Regions from separate parts of the Homo sapiens genome. Here region 2 is linked to region 1. The links are chromatin loops, found by intact Hi-C in ENCODE. Cell type or tissue: heart right ventricle. All regions are shown on one strand. Links, peaks and the distances in the headings refer to the core of each region. The heading gives the core; the rest is flanking DNA.

Region 1 (8,348 bases), core at 132-8,131:
ACTACCTGGTGACACTTGATCCAAAGATGAATGGCTAAGCCAAAGAGTACCTAAGTAAGGGAAGCTGTCTTCTTCAGGATGCCAAGCATATAAAATAGAAAATCCCATCAAAATCAGAACGTTTTAAATTTTTTTGATTTTTAGAAGAATGAGTTACATTGTGGATTTATTATTATAAAGTAACTGAAAGACTTCTGAATTTGCTAACTCTACATTTATTTTTAACATTGCTTTTTGAAATAAATGCTATAATTAAGAGGGAACTGGTTTATTTCTTAACATGATAGATAAAAGAAGACAAGATATGGGTCTCATAAAATTGTGGTTCCAATTACAAGGTAAGTTGCAACAAGTTCAATGAAACAACTTGGCCAATATCTATGAGGAATTCATGTTTACTGTCTCAATCCCTCATCCTCTTAAAAAAAAAAAAAAGCACGTGTTAATACTACTGTGATAAATTAGAATTAGGGACTAAAACAGTCCATGCATTTTTCCAGAGGCATCAAATTATCCTGCAGAGTAATTACATAATTTTAATTTCATAGGTTTTTACTTCTTAGCTTTGAAAGAATTGTTTAAAATTTTGATGTTGTTTAACTTTGCCAAGAATATTTCTTAGTGGTAAAAAGTAGTCAAACATTTTAATTTAAAAAGTTTATTTGTATTAAACATTATTTCGATAATAAGATGACAAAGGACTTTTGTCCTTCAACATTGTAGCTTCTCTCTGCTCATTAAGTGTCTGCCAAGGATAATCCACCAAGGATAATCCTGAAGACAGTGTTAGTCTTTGATACAGATAAGCATTAACATTTGCCATCCCCAACTGCATTGCATTTATTTTCTTTATTATAATAATTCAAGCTTCATGCTTAGATCACTAGAGGACATAAAACAAATTAAAAAATCAACTATACTGCATTTACAATGAATGAGGTGGTGCATTTCTCCTGCTTTCTTTCTTTTTTTCTTCATCTGTTACTGCATATAATCATCATATAATTTTAACACTGCATGAAGCTGCTACTATGACCCAGGTACCTCACACGATTAATAGGATTTCTAAGACTGTGATTTTTCTGCAGATGGAGATGTCAAGGCTCTCAACAGCTTGCCAGCATCATAAAGTAAGGAAGAGTTAGATAATAGTTAAAAACATGAAATGAGTTCATTTGTTTTATTTAAAGTCAAGTGAATTTCATTTCCCTTTAAGAAATGTATTTTCTTAGAGATAGCTGATTAAAACTTTTATAATATATTTAAATATTCATCTGTAAATTTTAAAATATTGAAAATACCTTGCATGAGACCACTGCTCATTGGAACTTACTTAGTTCCCTTAGTTAAATATGGTTTTAAAAACAAATTATTTTTATAATTTTAGCTACTTCCTTAGTATATGAGTCAGTAAACCTAGCTATAATAAAGGAATGATGTACACTTTGAGCTCCTAGAAAAAAGATAACATGTAGAAAACTTTCTCATCTGAAAACAAAAAATAAACAAAACAATATCAATGGCAACAACAAAACTGTCATAAAGATCCCAAGTCAGTGAACTTGCTGCTTCCTAAGACTACATTTTGTTGTTGTTGTTGTTGTTTCACTTTGAACAATTGACTTATGCCTTTTTACATAACAGAGAATTGGAAAACTGGCCCAGTGCTTTCATCAGGGTCAAGGTTTATGAGCTATTTTTTCATGGAAGCAAAGGCAAACTATATTTACGAAAAAATAAAACTTCACTAAAGTGACTGGCCAACTCTTCTTTCCTTAAAAATATCAACCCTTCATTTTTGATAATACATGTAGCGAGAGTAATAATAAATTCTTTTAACTTTTTCTCAGAGGCAAAGTGAAATTTAATTCGCATTACATTTTTTGGGAACTTCGCCATTTTAGTAACTTCAGAAAAGATTATCCTGTGTATATCCATCAAATGGTGATTTCTTTGTTCAGATTTTTTTCAACCCTGTTATTTTCCTGCCCAAGGCAATAATGCAGGTCATCTCTAGATGCTTATAAAATTTCTGAAGAGTAATCCAATCTCCCCTGTGGCAAATACACAATTCAAAAAGTAATAGTCACCACCACTAGAACATAAGATCCACAAGAACTAGGGCCATATTTGTCTTCCTCATCCTTTCTCCCCATGCCTAGAGCAGAGCTCATCCATGATGGGTTCCCGATATAGCTTCTGAATGACTGAACAAATAGATCCATTGGAATTATCCTGCGGCCTTTTGAAAGTCTTCATATAACATTTGTATTTGGGTTTTAAATAGCTATACAATATATGTGTTGAAGAAGCTATTTCAAGTGTTTTTCAGTCGTTACTACTGAATATACTTTATATTTTTTCTGGGTTCCTATAGGCAGTTTATTCCAATTGTAGAAGTTGCATTTTTCTTCTGCAAACTACTGCTAGAAAGCATGTTCTGAGTAAATATAGGACTTCTGAAAGAAGTGCCTGATCATAGTATGGAATTTCTTCCAGAAGGAAGTACACATGGCGGAATCATGATATAAAGATTTTTTTTTCTTTTCATCTCCAGTAAGAAAATACACCCCTTCAAAAGGAGGAATGTGAATGAGCTGCCATGTAAACTGAGTTCATTCCCCTTTGGCCCATCCACTGAGCTTCAATCTTTCTGGAGATTTATCTTCTAAGTGTAATGCTCTTGGAATTTCCAGACCAAATTTTTCTGAAAAGATGATAAATCAAACTGTCTTTAGGGTGTTAGGCTAAAGATATATGTAACACAATTATATTGAATATTTACACCATACCTTAGTGATAAATATTTCCTTTGAAACTTTCTAAAGAATATAAGCAGCTGGATTACAAAATGTCAAAAGTAAAGACAAAACTAAGACTCAGAGATTAAGGGAGTATTTTGATACTTGAAAGATAAGATTTTGTCATAAAATTTGATGTGTTTTGCTTTTGATAACTGATTATTTTACAATTTAGTAATGTTGAAACTCTGTTGTCTGGGCTAAGTGAATAGTAGAGAGACTGACCTGATTTTCTTAATATCTAATATTTTATAAAAGCATATTATAGAATTAAGATTAAACCATTACTCTGAAATTTTAGAACATAAGACTTTTTTAATTCAAAATTTTATTTTGTAGAAGAAGGGATATAAAGCTCAGAAATATTTTTAAAAATGATTTGTCCAAGATTGCAAAGTAATGGAGGAAAAAAGGAAGAGGGACAGAGAGGGAGAGAGAGAGAGAAAGAGAGAACAACAACGCTACTTTTCTTTCTATCCTGTTCTGCTTCCTTTACTCCTCATTAGGTGGCACTGTCTCTCAAATTTAGAGAGATTAAAACTGAAAATGCTAAACTCTCAGAGTTGCCATTCCCAAGAATAAAACAAGTAAGGTAGGTAAAGAGAAACTGCATCCCACTCACCCAAATCAGAACACTGGACCACTCGAAGATGGCATTGACAGCGGAAGGGGCACACTGGGCCTAGGGAGGGCTCGAAGTCGCGGTCATCAGGAACTTCTGGGCCTATCCCAGAAGCCTCATCTTCTAGCATAAAGTCAAATAAGCCTCTCTGTTGAAACGGTCCAGCCCAGGAAACTTGTGCAAGCAGAAGGAGGATGATAGTGGCCTTCATGATTTATCTCATGTATTTTCACAACCAGGGAACCTAGGAAACAAATGAGAGATTTAAGAAGAGTAGCACTGCCTAATCTGTGTGTCGTTTCTTATATAATATGCCACAATACAGTGAGCACAGAGAAAAGATGCAAAATAATATTTCATTTGTTATCAGGAAGCAGAGCATTAAAAATGTATTGAAAGACAATCAGGTACATTATAGTATCATTTGCACAGCTATTTACTTAGGATGAGAAATCTGAGTATTATTTAAATCTGCTTGTTTGAATTTTGGGTCTAAACTAAGATGATATACTATATATCCAAATCATTTGCAAAATTGTCATGGTAATAAATCATGTTGGGCTTTTCAATGCTCACTTAACACATGGTCAGATAAAATTATCTCTATCCACATAGGAGATCTCCAATTTCTGCTTCAGAAATATCTCTGGAAGCCAGTCACATCTCTCCATCCTACCACAATTATTTTGATCCAGGCCCTTCTCATCTCTCCCTAAACTACTACAAGAGCTTCTAATTCATCTCTGCCTTGCATATTTCCTCTATTTCAGTCCATCTTCCATTTTGCTGCCTGAGTCATCGTCTAAAAATTCAATTTTGTCTTATTAATTTCTACTATAAACCATTTATTAACTTCCTATGGCTTATCAATACTGTCCACAGTCCCTGTGCTGTATGTCAGACCACTCATAAATTGGTATGAATTAATAGCTCTAGCCACATTCCTTTTCATTGTCACTCCATTCCCAGTCCTCACCTGAACCCTGACAATCAAAGCTACTTGCCATGTAGAATACCGACCTTGCAAGAGAGTTGTAAAGATTAAATGAGATAGTGGGCTTCTCTTCTGTGTCCCCTGGCTCATCCAGGCAAGATGCTGCTTTCTCCCTCTTCTCTGCTCCCAAAGCACGTTGCTCTTACCTCTTTTAAAGAACTTATCACATTATATTGCAATTTGTTTTGCGTGCTTGGTCTGTCCCTCACTAGACGATGTACTCCTTCAGGGCGTGTCTTATTATTCCTTGTTCTGTACCCGGGCCTTGCACAATATTTTGCACACAAATGACTCAATTGACCATCACTTTATTGACAAGACGATTTATTCCATTTGTTCCAAGCAATCAGTCTGATTTTTTAAAACACAAAATTAGCTTTTTTTCAGTATCGAATTTCTGATATAAAAAAAGCAGATTGAAAACCTCAACTTGGTATAAGCAAGATCGGCTTTAAAAAATAAATCAATTTCCTAGTTTCTCAAACATTATGTTTAATAAGCTAATAAACACATATGGAAAATTCTGATTTTTATGTGATGTATATATGATCTCATTTTGCTAACAGGGCATTTTGTAAAAAAACAAGTATTGTTTTGATAAATGTATTCCATATTTATCCATTCATTCCACAAGCACGAATCTATGTTGTTAAATCAACTGAAGTGCACTAAATAAATCTGAGTGACAAAATCGTAATAAATCTGAATAACAAAAGTACTTGATTATATAGCAGCAAAGTCATTTGGGAGATGAAATATTTTTTAAATTGCATTGAAACCATTCTGATATCTCCAAAACATAGTAGATATTTAGTCCCATCATAGCAGATATTTAGTCCCATCATCTCTACCTTGAATTGTACACTTAGACGAATCCATATTAAAGCTGTACGTTCGTAAGTAGAATCTTACAGCTGTTTTGAGTCATTATCCAATTGTAGCATATTAAAAAAAAGAAGAAAGAAAGAAGGAAGGAAGAAAGAAAGAAAGAAGGAAGAAAGAAAAGGAAAGAAAGAAAGAGAAAAAGAAAGAAAGGAAGAAAGTGAAAGAAAGAGAGAGAGAGAGAGAAAGAAAGAAGAGAAGAGAAAAGAAAGATCTTTGTATGATCTAACCTTAAGGTATCTTCTGGGAATTTTTGCCTAGATTCTCTAGAGAAGAAACAAATGTTTTTCAGTTTCTTACATGTTTGTTCTTAGTTTATATTTACTACTGATATGTGTCTAAGGCAGCACATGTTGAATACAGGCTTGTGGCTTTTCATTTAACAAAATATCATAAAGATTATTATTCACACTGCCACTTTAAGTTCAACATTAAGCTTCTTCTAGCAGCCCACTCTCATTCAGTTACTGAGTATCCCTTTAAGAGAAGACTTTTGTTTTGGCAGCCTGTTCCTTTGGATTGTATCTGAGGGAGTGGTTTTGTATCTGTTTCCCATTAAAAATGCAATGTTTATGGTTTACCACAAGCTTGCTAGCCTTGCATATTTAATGTCTTACAAGTTTAAAAGAAAAATGAAGCAAAGTCATTGCAGATTTAATAAATAGCAACGACAGTTAATGCAGATGTCACTTTGAAATCTTTTCTCCAGAGCAGAACATGCCTGGTTGTTTCACTAACAACCCACAAAAAGAAAATGTTGAGTATTAGCTGAGAGAAATAGTATTATAATTTATGTTTGTTTACTCCTGTTAAAATGGTACAAATTCTCCAAACAATATTCTTTTTGATTGAAGCTGAATATAGACAGGCAGCTTATAACTTCAATCACCGACCTTTATTTCATTTTCATTTGCTCGTGTGTGTGTGTGTGTGAGAGAGAGAGAATGTATGTGTGTGTGTTCATGTGTGTGTGACAGAGAGAGAGTGTATGTGTGTGTGTGCATTTAACCCTGACTGTACTGTGAAAAAATAATTGCATGTCCAGAAACTTTGTGCAAAATCTTCCATAAAATCATCTGTTTTAAATTAGTGTCATGGTACTTCAAGACCCAGCATCTTAAAACATTTAATGTGGGCTGTCAATACTGATAATTCCTTTCGTCATTTCCTTCTTTCCTTAATTAATCAGAAATATAAAGAGCAAAGAGCAGCTGTCCAAGTAGTAACCAAAGAGATTGTTATTGAGATGATATGCTGTTTAAATTATACTGAAACTGTTTTAAGTAGTCTAAAAATGCATGACAATGTCCAAGATGCTAATTACTAATGTAATATCACTACTCCACTGAAGCTAGTTGCCATAGTTTACAAATGTTTTACCAAAAATAATAATTTCTGGTTCCTAAAACTAGTTAAGCCCATTAAATGAAGTATGTCATCCAGATCAACATTTGCATTATGTTATCTATGCCTCTGGTGTCACTTTCAAAGTCAAAATTTAACCCTCAAGAGATAAGTGAAGCTATAAATGCAAAACAAAATTAAAATCCTACAGCACTAGATGATTAAAAACTTCAATTATAATATATGTAATTTTAAAATAAAGAATAAAGGCGGCATTTATCCACAAACAAGGGTTACTATAGGAGGCATTTGGCTCTTTTCTGGTTAGAAACAGCAACAGGAAAAAAAAAAGCCACAGGTATTTACATCACTGGGAGCCCACTTAATCAGTGGTCACTGTGTTACCCTGTTTTAAAATTAGAAAATTAACCCACATCCTCATTTTATAGTGAATGTATCTTAAAATTTCACTTGCAGTGAAGATACTGACTGGGACACTTTACATTTAAGAAATTATACAGCGTTTTTAGTATCTTAGGCATTTAATAACATAAATATTTTCAATGTTTATTTTCACTTCTCTGGTGATAATTTCTGTTCATTTCTGGGGTTGAAGAAATATACATTAGGTATTTTCAGCTAATCACCAGAGTTCAGTTCTTCTGGGCTTTTAAAAGTCCTTAAAGCAATCAAAAATTCAGGAGAAAAATACATTTTTTAAATATATAGGTCAATTACAGATATGCTACTTCAGAATACTTTTCGGTTACCATCTCTTGAAGAGCTAAACATTCATTAATACAAACACAAAAACATTAATATAGAGAGTCATGGTGTTAGGTTACAGTTTTTTAAGAAGCATCTTTGCAAAAACAGAAGAGAAAGAAATAAAACAATGCATTCAATCATTTTATCAAATATTTAACTTCTGTTTTCAAATAATACTTGTTTAAAATGTTGCATAAAAACTATAAAAGTTTAACAGTTTTTTTTTTCCTTTTCTTTTTCTCACCAAATAATCCCTTTTGCTCGCAACTTGACCGAAGTTTTATTAGTCTGTAGCAGAGTTCAGGACAATTATTGAAAACCATACCTTTTAATCCGGGAATTTGCCACAGGAGCCCTCAAAGCTGAGATGTAATTACACTAAATATTCAGCCCAAGTAAAAGAGTTTGCAGGTGTGGAAAGGAGGAGGGGGTAGGTGCTGCTCTGTGACTAGGTTGAAAACCTCCTGCTTCTACTCCATAGCACAGTTAAAAAATAAGGTTTCCCTCAATGAACACAATCCGGCTGACACCCACATTAGATCATATGGTAATGATATGTCTCTTGTATTGTAGCCAGAAACTTTATCGGCCTTTTTTTTCCTCCCATTTGCTTTATTCTTTTTGCATCTGCTTAAGATTCTAAACTGCTTATGCAGTATAGTGGAGCAACTTGATTTGAAATTTGTCTTATTGTAGATTCATTTCCCTAAGATATTGTAACTAAAGGGTTTGTTTCCCCACCCCCCATCTCATTTCATTCTCCACCCTTTCTAGCCTTGTTTACAAGTAGCATTTATTATACTTCCAAAATGACATTTTTTTCTTGCTTTTGGGATGTGTAAGTCCAGAAAAATGGAATGAAATTAATCTTGTAGTTGTTTTAAATGTGGACTGCAAAAATAAATGAGTAGCCTTATGTGAAACTACTCATTCGGAT
Region 2 (8,348 bases), core at 50-8,049, 150 kb after region 1:
TCTTTGAACATCTACAAAAAGTAACTTCTCATTTGTTAGTTTTATTATGAGATTGCAGCAATTCAGTCACATCTTCAGGCTCTACTTCTAATCCTAATCTCTAGTTAACTTCCTCCAGTGAAATCTTGCACTTCTCAAAGTCATCTATGACGGATGGATGAATAAACTCCTGTTAATCTTGACATTTTGAATTATGAATGTTATGGATGGTATCTAGAATGATAAGTCCTTTCCAGAAGGTTTTCAATTTATTTTTCCCAGATCCATCAGAGGAATCAGTTAATGGCATTGATGGCCTTACAAAATGTGTTTCTTAAATGACAAGACTTGAAAATCAAAATTACTCCTTGATCCATAAGCTGCAGAATGAATGTTGTGTTAGCAGGAATAAAAACAACATCAATCTCCTTGTACATCTTCAACAGAGCTCTTGAGTAACTAGGTGCATTGTCAATGAACGGTAATATTTTTAAATGAATCTTTTTTACTGAGCAATAGATCTCAAAAGTGGGATTAAATATTCAGTAAACCATGCTGTAAACAGGTGTACTGCCATCCAGGCTGTGTTGTTGCATTTACAGAACACAGGCAGAGCCAATTTAACATAATTCTTAAGGGCCCAAAGATTTTTGGAATGGCAAATTAGCATTGGCTTCAAATTAAAATCACAAGATGCACTAACCCCTAACAAGAGAGTAAGCCTGTCCCTCGTAGATTTGAACCAGGCATTGACTTCTCCTCTCTTGGTATGCAAGTCCTATACAGCATTTCTTCCAATAGAAGACATTCATCTTCATTGAGAATCTGTTGTTTAACGTAGTCACCTTCATGGATTATTTTAGCTTGATCTTCTGGATAACTTGCTTTGGCACCGTGGCTTCACTTTGTACTTTTATGTTATGGAGATGGTTGCTTTCCTTAAGCCTCATGAACCAACCTCTGCTAGCCTCAAACTTTTCTTCTGCAACTTCCTTACCTCTCTCAGCCTTCATAGAATTGAAGAGAGTTTGGGCCTTGCTCTAGATTAGGCTTTTGTCTAAGGGAATGATGTGGCTGGTTTAATCTTCTATCCAGACCACTAAAATCTTTCCCATACTAGCAATAAGGCTGTTTCACTTTCTCGTATTTCTGTGTTCACTGGAGTAGCACCTTTTTTTTTTCTTCTAGCTTCTTTTTCTTTTTTTTATTTTATTATTATTATACTTTAAGTTTTAGGGTACATGTGCACAATGTGCAGGTTAGTTACATATGTATACATGTGTGTGTAGCACTTTTATTGATTGATGGATTGTTTCTTTTTGAGACAGAGTCTCACTCTGTCCCCAAGGCTGGAGTGCAATGGCGCAATCTCGACTCACTGCAACATCCGCCTCTCAGGTTCAAGCAATTCTCCTGCTTCAGTCTCCCAAGTAACTAGGATTGCAGGTGCACGCTGCCACACCCAGCTAATTTTTTTGTATTTTAGTAGAGGTGGGGTTTCAGCATTTTGCCCAGGCTGGTCTTGAACTTCTGAGCTCAGCAATCCACCCACCTCGGCCTCCCAAAGTGCTAGAATTACAGGGGTGAGCCACCACACCTGACCTGGAGTAGCACTTTTAATCTTCTTTAAGAACTTTTCTTTTGCATTCACAATTGGGCTAACTATTCGGCACAAGAGGCCTAGCTTTCAGCCTGTCTTGGCTTTCAACATGCCCTCCTCACTAAGCTTAATCATTTCTAGCTCTTGATTAAAAGTGAGAGACATGTGACTCTTCCTTTCACTTGATCATTTTAGAGGCCATTTTAGAGTTATTAGTTGGCCTAATTTCAATATTGTTGTGTCTCAGAAAATGGGGGGCCCAAGGAGAGGGAGATAAATTAAGGAGAGGAAGAAAGATGAAGGAAGGGTCAGTTGGTGGAGCTATCGTAACACACACAATATTTACTATTAAGTTCACTGTTTTATATGAGTGTGGTTCATGGCACTCCAAAATAATTACAACAGTAACATCAAAGATCACTGATCACAGTTCACCATAACAGAAATAACAAGTCTGAAATATTGTGAGAATCACCAAAATGGGACACAGAGACACGAAGTGAGCACATGTTGTTGGAAAATGGCACCAATAGACTTGCTCCATGCAGAGTTGCCACAAACTTTCAATTTGTGAAACATGCGATATCTGCAAAGCACAATAAAGTGAAGTACAATTATGCCTGTATATGTGCCCTGTTTAAATAGCAGCCACTAGCTACATGCAACTGCTAAGCACTTGAAATACGGCTAGTGCAATGGATGAACTAAATTTTTCATTTCATTTCATTTAAATTAGTTTAAAATTCAATGAAATACTCAAGTGGCCAATGGCTACTGCATTGGACAGCACAGATCTACAACTTAATGGCTAATGAATGACCATATTCATCTGTGGAGCAGAGGAGAGTGTCTAAAACAGCATAGTGACCAAAATAATACAAGCCTAAATAAAAAAGAATCATGATTTAAAAGACTACAATTTTCAAAACTATTAAGTCTTGCTTTCTGCAACTTGTGACTTAACACACCTCTTTGACAGATTCTTGTATTATTTCACCAGAAACAGAACAGAATTCAGTTGTGTTTCACTAAATACATGGCTTCATCTTTTGGGACTTGGTTTCCTCATCTGTAAAGTGAAGTGGTTGGACTTCGTTAGATCATATTTAAATTTTTCTTTCAGCTACAGAGTTTGGAAGCACATTTAAGTGAATTGCTGGGAAAAACTGTGTGTTTGATTTTAGGTCTCATCTGTGAATTCCTGTCTCATCATCAGAATCTCTCCAACATGTTTTCCTTTCCCTCTGTACTTCTGACTCCCTCTTATCTGCCCATAGTTCAAAAGATTTCTCCTGTCTGATAGATTTATCCTTCTGCATTTGTGCTGTCAAAGAGCTTTGTTTAGACAGAGTCCAGACATACTTGTGTGTTGCTTATGAATTCTAATTAAGAAGGACAACTCCACATGAGTCAAGGTTATCTTTAAAAAAATAGAACTTTAGTCTAAGATCAGAAAGGAAGAAAAACATTATAAAATAAACTTGGCAAAAAGAACTCCAAAGTTTAAACCAAACTAAGATGGGAAGCATAGGAAGCATGTTTTTCTTTCACAAAATCAGATTAATTCTTATTTGAAGGGTTCTTTGAGCATAAAGAAACTGCCATTGCAGAAATGCAGATTTCTGATGTGGCCACCTTGAGTTTGTTGAAGAAAAACAATTCTGAAAATTCACTCAGGTCCCTCTGGCTCCCCAGGTTCTTTGCACCCTGATAAAGAAAAAGATTACACATGCGCCACCTTTTGGAAAAAATGGGAATAGCAGCAAAGAGGTCAGATTCAAAGACCATTAGCTCTATTTCACCCTCAAAGGGAAAAACAAAAAGCCAAATATCATTTATTTTTATTATAATATTTAAAAGTTATATCCCCCAGAGGTTTATTAATCATGTGACATAGAACTATTAGTAAAGTCTGAATCAAAACTTGGATTTGGTTTTTCTCATTTTCAAAATGGTAATAAGTTGATTTTGCTTTAAAACAGTAAGTCTGAAATAACCACAAAATAGCAAAACACTGTCTCAAATCCTAATGTCACAGTTTTCATTTATCCTTGGTCATGGATATAGATCTACGGGGAAAATTAATTGTTTCTATTTATTCTATCCTAGTTACAATAATCCTTAACTTTAAGTATTGTACCTCCCTTTTTCTTAGTACTTAGAGTAGAAAACCAGAGAAGCAAATCCATTTATTTTACTAGAAAGAAAATTCTTACTTGTTTTATCTAGAACCATGAAAAAGAAGTGGTATCACAAATCTGCTTAGTTTTTTTGGACTTGAAGCGTAGAGTCGAAGGCTTTTGAGATTCCACAATGCTTGGGAGAAAATGTAAGTAAAATTACTGGTTACTATAGGTAAATACCTTTTACACATGTTAGGCATTAAGGCGTGCCCTCCAAAGTTATAATGACCACTGAGCAAAATATTCTGCAACTAAACAGTAGACAATGCTGACGTATAAAATGCTTCCAGGATGGAGAGGGGAGACAGCTGAATTTCATTTTAAACAGTACTGACATATCCACAAATCTGACTTAGAGATAGTTCTCACTAGACTTGCATATTGAAGTCACAATCATAAAACAATGCTCTTCATTTATTGTCTTTAAATTCTCATCTCTGTCTGAAGACCCTTTCAAACATAATAGAATAACAAAGCATAGAGGCAAATCTGAAAAATGACTGATAGCTTCTAAGTTTCTGAGTTCATTCTCCCAACATTATTTTGTTTATACAACTGACATGTATAAGAATTAAAGAGTTCTTAAAAATATTCAACTTGAGTCGTAATCCAAATCAGATTTTTCATTATTTCCTAAAAAAAGTGTTACAAAAGCTGCTGTGATTTTAAGTATAAAACGAACGCCACCCTTGTAAATAGCAGCCATAATGTTTTAAAAAATAATTCTCATTGAATATAAATGTACTGTGTTGACTTTTATATCACTCCTTTTCCCACTCTGTAAGTTTTAATGAAATTATTTTTCCTTAAAATAAATACATGAAAGATTGATTACTAAAACAGCATTATGTGTTTTATGTTCTGCCAACAGGGAGATGATAGAGTTGGGTTTAAATTCCTCAGCACGCCCTGCTGTGGTTGTCACTCATAGCTCTCCCTTTCCAAAAACCTCAAAATAGCTTATAATGCCACGTACTATATGTGGAGTAATAATTAGGCTTTCCAGGGTACTTTCTGTTGGACAATCCCTTTGGCACACACAAAAGCCATAAAATCCAGCTCTTCACACAAAGTTCTCCAGCTTTTTTTGAATGCTTTAAAGATCATAACTGTGATATCGCTTGACAACTTGGCATGGTGAAAGCTGACTAATGGGCACTTTTGAGTATGGAGTTTTATGCTTTTTCTTTTCTTCTTTTGGGGACATCTACCAGGATTTGAGAATCAAATTGATAGGATAAACCTACAATGTACAGTCCTTGAACCCTGAAAATTAATTAAAGGCAGACATGTTAAAGGTTTTAAGTTAAAACTGATTTTTGCAAAAGGAATTTGGGTCTTCAAATGAAAAGAAAACATAAAGACCTTCCAAAGAAACTTAACATTTTAAATGAGCTTCCAGAAGCCTGGAGCTCATTCCATAATAATATATTACTTTTCTAATTAGAATCCCTAATTATCTGGTGTATTCCTATGGATGCATAGAACTTTGTAATTTGGCCACTCGCCCACTCCATTTGGGGTTGCTCTTGTGAATTTAAATTGCACCCCGGTCACCACCAGATGCACCTACGACATGTGTCTTCAGAGTCTACCACACTATCAGTATAAAGTAGAGGAATTATCAGAAATGACTAGAGAAAAGAAAGGAGATTTAAATATTTATAGAGTAAAATCAGGTTGGCTTAAACCCAGGTTTTTCCAGTCAAGAAAAGGGGATAGATCTTTTTTCCTTTAGAAACATACAAACACACACAATAAAGCATTTTTATTCCCATAAGCAACTCTAAGACAAGGTCCTTCAGGACTGCCAGTTTATAATGGTGCCCTGCAGAAAATAAGAAAAAAGCTACTCATAATTATTTGTTAAACTCACTTTATCTAACCTGTAACTTCCGCTAATTCCTTGTTTATTTTGATTTATGTTTAATTAAATTTTGTTGTTTGTTTTTTTGAGATGAAGTCTCACTCTGTCGCCCAGGCTGGAGTGCAGTGGCGCAATTTCGGCTCACTGCAACCTCCGCCTCCTGGGTTCCAGCAATTCTCCTGCCTCAGCTTCCCGAGGAGCTGGGATTACAGCATGTGCCACCATGCCCAACTAAGTTTTGTTTTTTTTTTGGTAGAGACAGGGTTTCACCATGTTGGCCAGGCTGGTCTCGAACTCCTGACCTCAGGTGATGCACCTGTCTTGGCCTCCCAAAGTGCTGAGATTACAGGCGTGAGCCACTGCACCTGGCCATGATATATGTTTAATTAAAATTAACACAGGGCATGATAAAAAAACAAAATAAGCATAAATTACTTATTTAACCTATGTACCCATAATGTTCCCAGTTGTTTTCAGCTCAGTTTAAAAATTGGTCTAATTTGTAGCTAATTTTTATGTACTGGCCTGCATATGTTTAAATAGTGGAATAAGCAAACATCTAAACGTGACATTTAAAATCTATTTTGAAATTCCTTGTTCTGCTTTTTAGAAAATGACTGGATATATGTACAAGTGTATATATATACACATATATACATATATACATATATATGACTGCATGTGTGCATGATGTATGTGTATATGTGCATAATTTAGGGTTCTCGTATTTTTCACACTGTGGGCAGGAAGGGTAGGATTTAGACAATCTTGTGGCTGTTACCAGGAAATGTAGCCCTTTTTGATCTTAGTAAAACATTTTACAAATAAATGCATAAAATTAAAAATTATATTATCAAAGGGGAAAATATTAAAATACACAGGTTACTTGTCTTCACATAATTTTACAAAATAGAAAAAATATTTTAATTCTTAAAATTATATAATAAAAAAAACCGGTATAAAATAAGAGAGTTTGAGATTTGAATCTTATTTCTAACATCTTGTGTAATATTCAATATCCAAGAACCTGTGATCTTGGGAAGTTGTAGAGCCCCTGAAGCCCCAGTTTTCTAGTCAGAAACCTTATCGTTACTTTTCAATAAACACACATTCCTTCCTTCCAAAGCTTTGCAAAAAGGCACTTCCTCTAGTAGGTCCTTAGCCATAAACTCCACCCAGCTTAATTAATTATATTTTTCCTAACATACAGTAAATAAATTTAAAGTTCTCAAAAGAGCAAGTCACTTCTAAGATTCTATACAACCAAGGTATTTTATGATAGCAGCTTTCATTCATCCATTCACTCATTCATTCATTCATTCATCATTTAGTTATTTATTCAACAAATGTTCATTAAAGCTTGCGTGTGTGTGAATGAGTGTTGGATTTCTCCGCAAAGGCTGGAGCAAAGTAGAGGATGCCAGCAAGCATACTTGTCCTACTATCTCAATATCTTGTCCAGTTTTCTCTATTCATTTCACAGGACTGCATATGCACTAGGTAGTCAGAGGTGAAGAGGATGATACCCCTATAGCTGTGGGGTGTTTCACTGTTTTATAAGGGACTGAACTCATTTGAAATTGGCAGCTGAAGGAAGTCATTATTCTCAACTCAGAAAAGCCCAGAAACAAGTCCAGGCTGGTAATAAACAAAGCTATCTTCAATGTTCATGCCTCAGAAGTAGATTTTCTCAAAAGACACTGTATCTAATGTTGTATTTGTAGTTTTTTATTTTATTTCATAAAGAGAGCCTCAATATTTATAGCTTCAAGCCATATAAACTGAATTTGCCCCTACCTGTGCTACTTCTTTTTATTTTGTTTTGTTCATTGCACTATATTTTGAGGCCATTACTTTTAGGAACAGTCTTCAAAGTGTACAAACCAGTGGTTCTCAACTATCCTGTTCATAATAGTTGTATGGAGGGATTCTATTAAATGTGAACCCCAAGTTTCCACACTAAGGAGCTTCTGTTTCAGTAGTCTAGTTTGTAGCTTTCAGAATGAATATGTGTGTGTGTGTGTGTGTGTGTGTGTGTGTGTTTGTTTGTTTTATTCCTGTCTTTAGATCATACACTGAATATCAAATACAAAACAAATTTTTTAAAATTTAAGAGAGCTTTAGAATCTATCTGCTATTGTTGTTCTTCATTTTAAGATAAGCTGAAGTTTTTTTTTCTGTTATGTTGGGTGGCTCTCTATTCTGAAATGATGGCAGCTGCAGGGGGTTCGGGATAGGGTAGAAGGCTCAGTTTGGTTAAGCACTTTCTTTCAAAGTGGTTCTGTAAGCAGATATTTGGAAGTATTAATCTTACTCCTTATTGACCTTGCCATTGATATGGCTGGTCATTTAGAATAGTGGATATTAAACTTCAGTTCCAATCCTAAGAGACTACAATAAAAAATGTTGAAGTCATATAGATTGGGCCCAAAATAAAATATAAACAGTCCCCACATCTCCGTGTTGTAGACTTTGATATACAGCACTTTTAATTATATTGCCAACTCACTCTATTTCTTTTTAACCTCTGTTCCTTCCAGAGGACCCCTAATTCCTGCCAACCACCTGACTCTACCTCATTCCAACAGTTCCCAGACACCTGTCTCTCCCCTCCTCCATTCCATCTGCCGTAAAGCAGGCTCTGCAAAACAGTCATTAAAATCTTTAGAGATGCCATCTGCTGCCTAGTATTGTCTATGAATCATTTGAGGTTATAAAT

Evidence for each region. Peaks named below come from ENCODE experiments on the same cell type or tissue, not always from the same donor. Only the 100,000 strongest peaks of a DNase experiment are listed, where the experiment ranks them.
Region 2: it touches region 1 in a loop (18-fold over the local background); 78 of 110 quality-filtered maps call a loop at or near these places.

The regions. Positions count from the first base shown.
Region 1 is chr12:91,174,919-91,183,266 of GRCh38, forward strand. DCN (decorin) reads right to left here and starts at 7,899. Exons shown (of 8, transcript NM_001920.5): 1 at 7,737-7,899; 2 at 3,424-3,667. The coding sequence starts at 3,634. In heart right ventricle, for the core only: CTCF peaks have their summits at 3,305 and 3,506; a DNase peak (open chromatin) is centred at 3,478; H3K4me3 peaks cover 8,000 bases; H3K27ac peaks cover 8,000 bases.
Region 2 is chr12:91,323,313-91,331,660 of GRCh38, forward strand. It overlaps LINC02823 (long intergenic non-protein coding RNA 2823), which reads left to right and starts at 3,614. Exons shown (of 4, transcript NR_183611.1): 1 at 3,614-3,908. The region is part of intron 8 of LOC105369896 (a long non-coding RNA gene); the gene reads right to left. In heart right ventricle, for the core only: CTCF peaks have their summits at 3,324 (motif pointing left) and 3,527; a DNase peak (open chromatin) is centred at 3,289; H3K4me3 peaks cover 1,090 bases; H3K27ac peaks cover 4,303 bases.